2 separate regions of the Homo sapiens genome follow, and region 2 is linked to region 1. A link is a contact called in ENCODE Hi-C data. All regions are on one chromosome and are shown on one strand. The core of a region is the stretch at or near the end of the contact, and the rest is flanking DNA. Distances in the headings are between cores, read along the strand shown. Region 1 has its middle 170 kb from the start of ZNF621. Region 2 overlaps LOC105377043 (a long non-coding RNA gene).

Region 1 (6,829 bases), core at 1,496-3,995:
AATTAGGTCAAATTCTAAAGTGAAAACTTGGCCATCTTTTGGGGACTTCTGTTGGAAATATTTTGTTGTTTTTCTTTGCTTTTGTTGTAGATGACAGTTAATAAAAAGTCAGGCCAGGCATGATGGCTCATACCTGTAGTCCCAGCACTTTAGGAAGCCAAGCTGGGAAGACTGCTTGAGGCCAAGAGTTCAAGGCCAGCCTGGGCAGCATAACTAGACCCTATCTCTACAAAAAAAAAATTAAAATTAGCCAGGCTTGGTGGTGTTAGCCTGTAGTCCCAGCTACTTCGGAGGCTGAGGCAGGAGGATCCCTTGAGCCCAGGAATTCAAAGCTGCAGTGAGCTATGATCATACCACTGCACTCCAGCCTGGGATACAGAGCAAGACTCTGTCTCTTAAAAAAAAAAAAAAAAAAAAATCTGAAGACAAAACCCGATAAATGAATGTATTACATAGTGCTTAAAAAAACAACCAAGGAACTCTGGGAGGAAGAGAGGAGGTCAGAAGGAAAATGGCCCAGAATAGACACTACTTATTCCCTGAAAGTCTAGGACTAAAGCCCCAGCTCAGAGAAAGTTTGAAGCAACCACAGCGGTAGGGTTCCAAGCATGATCTTTCAAGTATGGTGTACAAAGGTGATCCACAGGTGTATGGGAAGAGAATGTTAGATCATCCACTTCTGTTTATCAAAAAAGGACAGAAATTAATACTTTATTTAATATATGAATTGACACTGGAGGTCTCCCTCAGTCACTATGTCAGCCAGATGTCACTCGGGCTCTGTGGCTTGACTCGTTCACAGTATGCAGAGGCTGGCAGTAGAACTCCATTATTCACGCTGCCTTGCAGTGTGACCGGTTAAGTGGATAGGCTGAGTATACAGGCTAGTTTTAGATGAATACTAAAAACATTCCTGCAAAGAAACAGTTATTGAAGATAATTCTAAGTATTGAAATACAAGTGAACAAAAAAACAGCCTAGCTGATACTTCTCCTGCTCCGTCCTTATTAAGCACTTGAAATGTCACTAGAGTGGCTGAGGAACCGAAGTTCAAATTCTATTAATTTTAATTAATGTAAATATATATTTAAAATCTGATATGTGATTCCATTACTGTAAAACTTTTAAGTATATGTGGAACCACTTGAGTATATGAATCTATTCTGGCAACTATAAAGTTTGTGAAACTGAAATGCAATTAAGAATTCCAATGATTATTTTTTAGCATTGGAATTGAGGTGTGCTGTAAGTGTGAAATACACACAGGAGTTCAAAGACTTGGTAAGAAAAAAGAATATAAAGTATCTAATAATTTTTATATTGTTACATGTTGAAATGGTAATGCTTTTAATATAATGGAATTAAAAATATATATTATAAAAATTAATTTTACCATTTAAGAGTTTTTTGATGTTTCTACAAGAAAATTTAAAATTAAAATTCTGCAAGAAAATTTAAAACTAAAATTACATTATTTTAATTATATTGTCTTTATAGTGTTTTCATATTATCTTTTATAGTGTCTTACATCATCTGTCTACTGGATAGCACTGGTAGAGAGGACTTCTTTGCCCTATACCAGGTCACTCATCCTTGGTAGCCCTGGAGGGTCTTGAAAAATGCACAACCTTATCTACCTATACTGGAGTTTTTTGTTTCATAGTAAGATTACCAGAAAAATAGAAAACATACCCAACATGGGCACAAAAACTGCTGGGGTCATTTTCTCTGTGCCAGATGTGAGCTGCCAATATCATCATTTCCATTGGCAAAGCCCTTCAAACTTTAAAACAAAATGTAATTACTTTTACACACCCTTCCCCTTCCTACCTCATGAGACTATTATGAAGCTGAAGAGAGAATGTGAAAATTCTGTGACATTGGAACAAGGGATGATTAAAATATCAGCCAAGTAAACACTTTCCAACAGTTACTACCTCTGACCTTCACACTTATGTGGGGGCAATATTCCCATTTCATAGGTGAGGAAACTGTGGCAGAGAGAGGCTAGGTCCTTTCCCTGAGTCACACAGACAGCAGGTGGTGGGGCTGACATCTAGACCTCTACTCTGACCTATCAGAGAGTCATTGACACTGGTGGAGTGGACAAGAGACCTCACCCTCTGGAAACAATTTTCAAATGAGAAACTGTCTGGAAGTCTCTCTGCTTCTCTGATCTGCAGGCTGGCCTCTCCAGTCCTTGGTGAGCAGCTTCTCTGCATGGGAGCAACAGTTCCCATGACAGCTGCAGGGAACCATGGGAAAAGGGGAAAAAAACTTCCTGAATGCACTCATTGTCTTTCCAGACATTTCCGGCAGGAGGGTTGGTTCTTGGGAAACAAGACCTCATTCTTAAACTGGCTCTGCACACTCAGGTATGTGCCAAAGTGGCATCAGCATGGCCAACAACCACTTATTTGTCTAAAGCAACAGATGACTCGCTGGGGCTACTTGAACTTCTGGCCGGGAAGCTGACCCCACTCTTACTGCCCACAGAACCTCCAGGTTCCTCTGATAGGTCAGCGGGAGGGTGACCTTCAGCCCCAAATGCCTGTTTCTTCCCTTCCCAGTCATGACCAGTGGCAGGCCTGGCACGGGTGGTGGAGAAGGACAATATTCACTTCCAACGGTCAGTGGTTGTACACAGGGCCCTTCCCAAGCCATGGATTCCAGGCCCAGCCCTCCTTTCTGAAAGGTGGTAGTTTGACTTGGAATGAGATGCGCCTGCACCTGCCAAGTTCAACACACAGTGAAGAGAAACACAGCTCAATCCCCAAAGGCCCCGCCTAAGGCAAGGCAGAGACAGGGCAGTTCATCTGGAGAACAAGGGGGGTGAGCCAGGTTCCAGCACAGTCGATGCAGATGGGAATGGGGAGGCATGGGGAGGGAGTAAAGAGCTATGAACTGAGGCTCTGGGAGCGGGGATGGAAGGAGGTGGGTCGAGTTCCCACTCCTGCCCACCTCCTTTTTCATCTACTTTCCCTTTGGCCTTAAAATAACCCCATAAGTTTTGATTGATGTTTTTTGTTGTTTTAACTGGTTGTCCTCAGGGAGGGTTTTCAGAAAGAGCAGCAGCGTTTCCAGGAGCTGGCAGGGCCTCAGAGTGAAGCAAGCTCGCCCACACCCACTCCCTTCCTCACCAAGCACCAGGCAGCTCAGCCAAGGACTTCCTTCTCCTCCCCCCTGGCTTCCTCCCCTTCTCTCTCACCATTTCACCCAGGGGGGAAAAGCTCCAAGTTTTAAAAGAGTCAGCTCAAACCAGCAGCATACTTGAAATATAGAGGAAAGCCCTGCTAGGATGTCCAACAGCTCTGTGTTGTGTGACCTGGGTCGGGGAGATGGGGAGGACAGAACTGACCACAGATACCCGACCTCTAGATGAGTCCTACCCCCTAATATAATCAATGGCTTTGACCTCCTTGAAGAGCTGTTTAAAAGATTTCACATCAGCTGACTTGAGTTTCAGCCCCTGCTGTCTAATGGAAATGAATAAAAGACCCCAGGTAATAGCCCACCTTAATAGTTGCCATCTTGATAACAGAAGGGGGTTTGTAGGGCTGTTTCTGGATCTGGCAGAAACTGATCTGGGTCACTAAATGGCTTTACAGTTACAGCTGGTCTTCATTAATTATTAGATAGTTGCTAGTTAGACCAATTTGAACACTTCTAAGAGCAGCTTAATGGTTGTTTATTAAACTCTCTCCAATTATGACTGCTTAGCATATCAAAAGGCTGGGAAAATACCCCCAGGTAACCTTGGGAAGAGAAGGCAGGCACAGGTACAATGGGTGACTTTGCTGGGCTTAACAAAGATCCCAGAAAAAGAGCAAATTCAAATGAAGGTGAAAGTCACCCTTTAAATAAACCATGGACTGAAACAAATGCTAAAGAGTAAACCATTGCACAGTTCAACAACTCCCTCCCTCTTCTGGGTAATTGAAAATACTGTAACATTGTTTTGCACTTGGACTCAGTATTATGAAGTTTCTATGGTGGTGAGGAGTAAACCCTCATATGTACATATTTACAAGGTTGTGAACACTAAACCCTGCATACTGTACCTTCTGAGCAAGTTAAATGATTTTAATCCCTGATAGTCACCAATCTTGATTTTTACCTTATACTGTCTTTAGAATGTAACATTTAAATAGAGACGGGATCCCACTGTGCTACCAGTAATATCTGCATTGAGATTTTACTGTATGCCAGGAACTTTACAAGCATATTCATTTAATCCTTAGAATACCTTTTGAGTTTTGTTATTATCTCAGTTTTACAAATGAAGCACTAAGGTTCAGAGAGGCTTTGGTAACATGCCAAGTTCACAGAGTTTAAAAATGCCGAAAGTCAAGACTTACTCAATGGGCATCAAACTCCGGATCCCATGGCTTAATCTCTATGCTATAGTTCCCTAGTCTGATGGTCAACTTCTGATCTTCCAAATCAGAAAACTCCATCAGAGAGTCAAAACTTTAAATCAGTAGTCAATATTGAAAGCTTTGTCTCTCTGATGGAGTTTTCTGATTTGGAGGGAACAAGTATTGTTGGGACACTGCCCAGATCCCCCTCAGATCCCTTTTACTGAGTCTCTGTTCATCTCCCCCAGCTTCAATGAGCTTTTGCCTTTGTATTTGTCCTATTGCTTCTGTAACAAATTGCCACCTTCTTTTTCTTTTCCTTTTTTTTTTAGACAGAGTCTTACTCTGTCTCCCAGGCTGGAGTGCAGTGGCATGATCTCAGCTCACTGCAACCTCTGCCTCCCAGGTTCAAGTGCTTCTCGTGCCTCAGTCTCCTGAGTAGCTGGGACTACAAGCACCCACAACCACGCCTGGCTAATTTTTGTATTTTCAATAGAGACGGGGCTTCACCATGTTGGCCAGGCTGGTCTCGAACTCCTGACCTCAGGTGATCCACCCGCCTTGGCCTCTCAAAGTGCTGGGATTACAGGCGTGAGCCACCGCACCCGGCCACCACCTTCTTTGTGGTTTGAAATAACATAAACTTATTATCTAACAGTTCTGGAAATCAGAAGTCCCAAATGGGTCCCATGGGGCTAAAATCAAGGTGTTGGCAGGGCTACATTCCTTCTAGAGGATCTAGGAGAGAACCCATTTCCTTGTCTTTTCCAGCTTCTAGAGGCTGCCTACAGTCCCTTTCCATCTTCAAAGCCAGCAATCAAATCACTCTGACCTCTGCTTCTGTCATCATATCATCTTCTCTGACTCATCCACCTCCCTCTTTCTCATATAATGACTTTGTGATTGCATTGAACCCACCTGGATAACCCAGGATGATCTCTCTATCTCAAGATTCTTAGTTTAATCACATCTGCAAGGTCTTTTTTTTTTTTTTTTTTTTTGGGGACAGGGTTCCATTCTGTCACCCAGGCTGTAGTGCAGTGGCATGATCACAGCTCACTGCAGCCTCAACCTCCCCAGCTCAGGTGATCCTCCCACCTCAGCCTCTGAGGTAGCTGGGACTATAAGTGTGCATCACCACACCCAGCTAATTTTTTGTACTTTTCGTAGATATGGTATTTCACCATGTTGCCCAGGCTGGTCTTGAACTCCTGGACTCAAGCTATCCATTAAGATAATGCACAGGTTCCCGGGATTAGATGTGGACAGGTTTCAGAGCCATTATTCTTCCTAACACAGCATCTAATGACTGCAGCTGTTTCTCTCTTCCAAGGACTTTCCTTGGGCTCTTGATACCATTTTTCCCACAAGCAGATAGCTGCAAGTATTTCAGTTACAACATGTCCAGGCTTTCCCCAGACTGAGGGGTTTCCTGGGCCATGGGACTTTCAGTCCTAAAGCCAGGATAGTCCTGGACCAACTAAGGTGGTTGGTTACTCAATCCCAGATCAGACCTTAGCCAGTGACCGACAGTGCTGGACTACATAAACTTAGCTCCTTTGCCTCAAGTTTGGACAAACTCTGAGAGATAATTTACACTTCAGAGTTCCCCTATAGGATTAGGCTGTAGCTGCTGTCTTTGCCTAACATTCCACCCCTTACTAACTTCCCTCCCTTCCCTGTCTTTCTTTCCCATTCCCACACTAGTTCTACTGGAAGCAGTTTCTTAACAAACCACCTGCATACCAATCTTCATCTCAAGGCCTGCATCTGTGGTGACCAGCTTAAGAAGGAAGGTTATAGTAGCTTTGTTATCATTTATTCAACAAACATTATTGAACTCCTTTAATATATCAGGTACTAACCCAGGGATCAAAAGTCAAACAGAAGCTAATTTCAGTCCTTATGAAGCTCACAAAAAAGTAAGGAGACAATAGAGGAGAACCAATAATACATTTTGTTAAGCAAGAGAGGCATCCAATGAACACCACGGTAAGCAAAAGAAGGGCACAGACTACTGCAAGGGAAGAGGCGTAGACAGGGGCTGATGATTAAAGAAGCTTGGACTTTATTTTAAAAGCTGCACAGAGCCACTAAAAGAGACACACATTTCAACAAATTTTTGCAAATCAGAAAGCAGTTAGTAGAGAGGTGACTGAGAGTTTCCTGTCTACCTAAGGGTCTACAAATCTAACATTCTAAAATGAAAATATGATTATGCCACTTATCTGTTTGGTGTCATCCACAAAGATCACTCTTCTGGTGGGACCTCCAATTTAATCCAAAGTCTTTATCACATGTGTGCATCTCCTGTTCTTTCTGTTACTCCTTTGTAAAAGATTTTTAAATATACAGACTCATAAAGGAAAGAGAGATATCAGCAGAATATCAACAAATTATTTAAGAAAATGAAGTCATTACAGGACTGGTCATTGAGTTGGGAGTCCAAACGAAGCTACCAGAGAAGGTAT
Region 2 (6,829 bases), core at 1,767-4,266, 89 kb before region 1:
AATCATGAAAAATTTATGCAAGTTTCTGTTTGCTTGTACTTATTCAGATAGCAGAAAACCGGGTTCCTGGGCCCCCAGATGGGCATTTTGGTTAGGTCTTTTAAATAGACTGCTACTTCCAAATGACAATTAAACAATTTCTCAATTTCAATAAATCTAGCCTGCCTGTGAATTGAGTGAGGAATGGTGGAATTTGTCTAAGGAACTCAATGGTTTAATGCCTTTTGCCATGGAGATTATAGCTATTGCAGCATGGGGACAGGGCTGGCTTGAAAAAAGATGAGCCCTCATTGAGCATTCTGTTCAGGTAGCTGCCCATTATCCAGGGGGTGGATGATCCAGTTTGGGGATTTTTCATGCCTCTGGCTTCTCCTCCCTTCTACTGTCTGCCCTTTGGCCACATTACAGATCAAATTAGCATGTCTTTGAGAGGATAGAAGGGGAAGGGACAGGTAGAATTCAAATTGGTCAATTTTGTAGCTTGTTCACTCCTCTAATACATGAGATCAAAACCAAAGGCTAACGTGGGGTTTTGGATTATCAGTGGATTATATTTAATCTATACCAGACCTCCCCTCCATTACTAGAGAAATTGGAGTCTGATGGGGACTGTCTGTATTTCATATGGATGCCAGAGCTCAGCACATAGAGGCTTGTCCAGAATCTCAAACACATACATGTTAGAAGTTTGGAGCTGGAAGGGGACTTATAGATGATCCAGCCTTGGAAAATCGAAGCTCAGAAATCTGCAGTAATGTGCTCAAGGTCATACCATGAGATGGTTGCCAGTAGCTAGTGAACAACTTGAGAGGGGACCTGAAACCAGTCAATTTTAAAATGATGAAACTGGCAGGTTGATAAGTGAGATATTAATTAAATGTGCCCCTTCATGATCCCTGGTGGCTTCTTGTTGGGACTCTCCACCAAATAGAAACTAAAATCAAGATCATCCATTTCTGCAGACATCCCCCCAGCACTGAGAGCAGAGACTCCTAACACTAAAGTTGCTAAAGAACACAGCTCTGAGTTTGAGACTAGACAGACCTGATGCAAAGAGGTAGCAAGAGACAGGTTTTCCCTCTGCCTGAGGAGAGAAGAGTTTAAAGATCAAGAATGAGGAGCGATATATTCCATCGTACACACACAGAGGTTGTCATCATCACCATCATCATCATCATCATCATCATTATCATCATCATCAAAGGAAGGAGCAAGAAGTGGGAGAGGGTTCCTCATGAGGGCTGAGGACAGCTGAGAGAGAAGAGGAAGGCCTTTGCTTCTCTTCCAGAGGTTTCTGACAGTGGCAATCTCATGGAACTACCTCATTGGAGCCAGCAGAGTGTTAGAGAGCTGGTACAGGAGAGGTACAGGAGACGGGCATCAGGCTGTCTTCAGCCCCCAAGTGGTGTGGAGGAGACTCTGCAGGTCCCACATAGCCAGCAGAAAGAGTCAGCATGCTCTTGAAAGTTGCCAGATGAGTGAGGTAATTCAGGGAGACAAACACCAAAAAAGGGTGCAGCTTATATGCTGGTTGGGATGGGTAGAGGAAAGGAAGCATGACTGATTTGATTCTAAGGGAACTTTTTGGAAACCAGACCACCCACTTGCCACACCCAGAGTGTGAATTACATGAGCAACACTCCTCAGCAGGCTGCCCACGTCCAGTCCACCTGCATGGAGAAGCTGGTTACCACGCTGCATGCAGGCACCCAAAGTAGAAGAGGTCAAGGTGGCTGCTCCCTCCCACACATCCAGTCACGAAGACCTCCATTCACCACCTGCTCCTCAGAGACTAAGTTAGGACAAAAGCACGGGGAGAGGCAAGAAATCCCACAGTCATTTTGGGCTAGACTGTGACCAAATTGCAAATTGCAGATCCTAAGTTAACCCTATTAATGACTGGAGTCATTACATAAACTGGATGATGTTTCTTGCCACCCAGTAGAACTGGGGCTTATATTCCATGGGGAGAAAGAAAAGGAGTTTCGTCGCTGTACTTGGTGTCTGGGGGCTGCTTTAACTGTGAAATTCCATATCCAAGACATTCCCTTTATGGGTGAGCTGTCCTCTATCTCCTAAAAACCAAGCAAGAGAGATAGAACCACACACTCAACCTCCAGGGACAAACCGGTGGGAGGAAACGGATATTCAGTGGGCGCCTATTATGTCCCTGCCCTGTAGTAAACACCTTCGCCATCCTTAGCATCTTTTCTATTTGTAATATCTCTGCAAAGAGGAAGAGCTCATCCTTGTTTTAGGCAAATGCAGCTAGGACCTATGAGCTACATTAATATCCGGTCACGGTGATGCCAAAGCCCTTTCCTCTTCCGCCAAGCTGCCTCGGGGCAGAACTTAGAAAGGCTGAGAAACATCCTCATTCCTCCCTCCGCACACTCCCACCCTGAGTGCTTTAAGAGTAGGACAGTCAGCAGCTGAGCACACAAATGCAGCCCTGTCTGGGAACAGGGAGCCCAAGGGGATGCAGCGGTGGCCTTTGGAGGGGTCAGTGACAGCTGTGTAATCGGGGAAGTGCCTTGTCCAATTGGAAGCCCACCCTCCCTTTGAACTATGCGCAATCCCCTCTAGCCGCCGGCCCCCGGCTCCCTCCTCCCAGGCTCTGGGTTCAGTTTTTTCCTTGGCAAATCACACCATTCCGTTGGGAGAGTGGCTTGCTGAGTTTGGCAGTGTTGACACAGCAGTCTCTGGACACGTTCCGGGAAAGCAGGCTACAGCATGTGAGATGAATTTTCTCCTGAACTGTGTGGTTTCCAATGTGTTAGAAAAACAAACTTGGAGAAGTCTGTTTGGCGTGTGTGCATGTGTAGACCCCACTTCCGGAGTCGAAAATGCTGTTGGCCTTCGCCCCCGTTACTTTAAAAAAAAAAAAAGAAAAGAAAAAAGAAAAAAAAGTCCGTCCTCCCAGCGTCTGGTTCCCTGAAACCTGAGGCAGCGTGGACAATGGGAGCTCTTTCAAGTCGCAGCCCCAGCGGCCACGTGACTGCGCCTTTGTGCTGGGAGTGGAGGCAAGTGGAAGCTGCCTGGGTGTCTGGACATTGGGGCCCTTTCAGTGTTGCTGAGCTGCTGGGCCTCACCTCTCCACCGCCTGCCTCCAGGCCCTTGGCTACCCTTCTTCCTCCCAAACATCCAGTTCCTGTTCCCAAAATAACTGCACACAGGAAACTGCCTCGAGGTGGGGCCTCTGCAGTGGGTGAATTCTTAGTGCCCCTGCAGGGATCTCCGGACCTGGCAGGGCCAGTGAAGACAGCGACTGCCCATCACTGCTATGGTTCACAAGCTGTGATGCCAGGAGGGCCGGCAACACCCACTCTTCACGCTCCTCCCATCCCATAACTTCTGTTTTTCCCATAAAAGCAAGGCCAGGCAGCAGCCAAGTCTGACTCCTTTCACTGCTTTTCCGTCCTTCAGGAAAGATGTTCAAGTACTTTTGACCTTCAGATGCACTGGCCAGTAATGCCTTCTTTTTCGACAGAGACTGTGGTTACCTGGCCACAGGGCGATGAAAGCACTTCAGCTGGAAACTACTGCTCCCTCACCTCCCATCTTCCCATGAAACAAGCCAAAGAAGCCCCCTTTGTTGCAGAATAGAGAGGTCCCTGCTCCTCCTTGCCAGGGAGAGAGGAGGCAGGGCTGACTCTGGAATCAGAGTCCTGGAGGGTAGTCACCCTCGGCACTCTAAGTGATAGGACGCCCGCAAGGGGGTCGCTCGTCTAGATTTCATCAGTGTAGCTAAAGTAGGTGTTATCCAATTCTCTAAGCCAGTGGTTCTCAACCCCAGCGGCACACCAGGATCACTGGGGACCTTTCAATACTTCTTTACCCAAGCAACCTCCAAACCAAGAAAATAAGAATCTCCAGGGGGTAGGACCAGGCACTGGTATTTTTAAAAAACTCCCCAGATGGTTCCAGCATGCAGCCAAGTTTGAGAACCACTGGCTTAGCAGTCCTTCTCAAACTCTAATATATATGTGAACCACCTGGGATCTTGTTAAAAACATAAGTTCTGATTCAGCCTGAGATTCTGGAGGCCTAACAAGGAGTGCTGACTCCACCGATCTATGGACCACACCTCAAGCAGCCAGGCCTAAGAGTCTTTAATGATACCCTGTACCTCTCCCTGGTTGAATGGGCAGAAACAACAAGGAGATAGGATGGGAGGGCCTATAGAGGACTTGTGGACTTCTAGGTCTTGAAGGGATTGCTGAGATAGAAGTCACATCCATGCATTTGGGAAATATCTTCAATGGTGGAGAGATCTGGTTGTCAGTGTCTGAATTCGGGATAGAGTAAAATATAAACTTCACCTTTCAAAGCTTGGATAAGAGAATTGACATGGGAGGAAATCACCTCCTACCTTCTAGCTCTTTGCCTGACGCTAAGGATAGTGACAGTCTTACGCTGACCCACTGAGTGACATAAAGCCCTATTTGGGATTGTCAAAAACCGTCTGGCCTGAAGAGGGCCATGGGATCTCAGGGAGCTCAAGCAATGAGGGGGATGAGGCAAAGGTGGTTCCTCCTCTCAGGGTGTCTCGGTGTTTCAAATACAGCTGACGTGCTCTGTCTACAACAGGGAAATCCTTTTTGTTGCCTATTTCCTTTCTGATTCAGAGCTAGTCAGTGCCTTCAAAAATACAAATAACATCAGAGCCTCATAACAGGTTTCTCAGAGTTACACTGCCACAACATCCAGAGCCTTTGAGCCACAATAGCAAACCCTCTGGTCTAAAGAACCAAAGCAATAAGGCACTGACACAGGTGGGATTTGGGACTCATAGTTCTCCCCAAGCCTCATTTTCTCATTGGCAAGATGGGCCTAACAAAAGTATATACCTTTTCAGATTATATGAAAATTAAATAGTGTGTGTAAAGCACATTGCACAACAGTTGGCAAATAGTAAATGCTCAATAAATGCTAGCTGCTATAATAATAATTACTATTATTAAAATAATATTCATCTCATAGAACGTGAAAGCTAGCATAATGCTTAGTACATAGAAGATGTGCAATAAACAGTTGCAAAATCTAAGCCAAAGATAAGTTTTTCTTTTATGCTCTCTTTTGCTTTCTTAAGGTATCTATCAGCCTTTAGTTGGTTTCCATCTTCCTGCCCCTTCTTTAATCACCCTGCAAATGCAGAGAGAAGGTTTAGAATGCAAATTCCCCCTGGAAGAAGTGTGACAACTGCCTGCTTTACAGAAAAGAGATCTTCCTGGTGGTGGGGGGAGGAAAGGATAGGACTTGAGAAAGGGGCGCTTATTTACAGAGACCCTGTAAGTGAAGAGGACAATACCAGGTGCTTTATAGACATTACCTCAGTCAATGCCAGTGTCCTTTCCTCCTTACATACAAAGGAAGGGGCAGCATCTGCTTCTTAAGCTGAAATACCTCCCTTTGCATGATAACACCCTTTGCACACATCCATGCTCTCAGAGTATGGTTTGAGGAATCATTTCTTCATCACTGGAAGTTTCTGCCTTTGTTGGAAAACACGTATTTCCCCCTTAATTCTTGGAGGAGTAAGTCTGGAGGAGTAAGTCCAGCAGGCTCAGAGTGCCTCTTTGAATTTAAATACACAGGAAGACTTCTAGGGAAAGGATGGAGATAGGCAGGAGCCATGGCTCTGCAATATGATAGCACAGGGCATAAGGAATTGCAGTGTTCCCTCTCGGAGTTCTCCTTCATGAAAACTGTGTGTAGGAGGGATCTGCTTTCTGCCAAGCGTGGTCTCTGCATGTCTGGAGACATTTTGGGACGGGAAGTAGTGGGGCAGACCTTCTGAAGACCACAGAACCTCAAGGGAGGAAAGCCATCTGTGATGGCTCATTTTATCTCAATCTGACTTGGTTAAGGAATGCCCAGATAGCTGGTAGAACATCACTTTGGGGTTTGCCTGTGAGAGTGTTTCAGGAATAAATGAGCATTTTTATCAGTACACGGAGTAAAGAAGATTCCCCTCACCAATGTGCCATCATCCAATCCATTGAGGGCCCTGCTGGGACAGAAAGGCAGAGGAAGTCTGAATTTGCTCTTTGCTTAGGCTGAGACTTCCATCTTCTCCTTCCCTCAGACATCAGTGCCCCTAGTTTTTGAGCCTTCTCACTCAGACTGGGACCTATGCCACTGGCTCTCCTGGTTCTCAGGCCTTTAAGTTTGGACTGGACCTACGTGACCTGGGCTTCTAGTTTGCAATAAGCAGATTGTGGAACTCCTCAGCCTTCATAATGGCATGAGACAATCTTCCTAATACATCTTTTTCTGTATATCTAGATATAGTCTATTGGTCCTAGTTCTCTAGAGAACCCTGACTACTACTCCATCTGCAGGGTGGGTCATGCTTGGCCTTGATTATTAGAAGCAGTGTGATGTGGAGTGATTATTAGAAGCAGAGTGATGCAGAGTTCAGTGTAGTGGCTGGCCCTGGGTCTGGCCCCACCCAGCCCCATGGATTCATGTGATCGCTGGAAGAAAGAGTGCTACGAGGGAAAATGGAAAGGGCTGTTGAATGAAGAGTGGTGAGGCATTGGAGCACGAGCAGCCCAGCTCTGGCTGTCCTTGGCCTCTGTGTGAGGCAGAGTGGAGAGGTGCCTTCATCTTCTCCATGTTGCCACAGGCCATTATGCATTTTGTCATATGGAAGGCTCTAGCACTTTCTCTGGCTAGGGTGGCAGCTATCAGTGTAGGGCAAAAGCAAAACCTGGAAGAGGTGGCCATGCCCAGAAAGCATGGCAGTGCACAGGACAGGCTGCGGTGCCCAGCAGGAGGGAAGGATGAAGGTGCCCACTATGCAGAGAAGGACCCACTGGAAGTG

The links. Hi-C counts contacts between places; a loop is a spot of excess contacts on that map. Pooled maps may share reads with other maps.
Region 2: a map of ascending aorta shows a loop between it and region 1 (2.4-fold over the local background). The contact joins two enhancer-like sites. A Hi-C loop is called at or near these places in 5 of 168 maps with a recorded cell type or tissue (Right ventricle myocardium inferior, ascending aorta, cardiac septum and 1 more) and 9 of 50 pooled maps.

The regions. Positions count from the first base shown.
Region 1 is chr3:40,687,192-40,694,020 of GRCh38, reverse strand. No RefSeq gene overlaps it. Among named protein-coding and RNA genes, the nearest start is that of ZNF621, 170 kb to the right of the region's middle. Within about 2 kb of position 2,745, at least 16 of the 41 ENCODE cell types and tissues checked have a DNase peak (open chromatin) inside an H3K27ac peak, as active enhancers do; they include ascending aorta and heart right ventricle, where a contact is called at or near this core.
Region 2 is chr3:40,776,883-40,783,711 of GRCh38, reverse strand. All of the region lies in intron 2 of LOC105377043 (a long non-coding RNA gene), which reads right to left. Among named protein-coding and RNA genes, the nearest start is that of ZNF621, 260 kb to the right of the region's middle. Within about 2 kb of position 3,016, at least 23 of the 41 ENCODE cell types and tissues checked have a DNase peak (open chromatin) inside an H3K27ac peak, as active enhancers do; they include ascending aorta and heart right ventricle, where a contact is called at or near this core.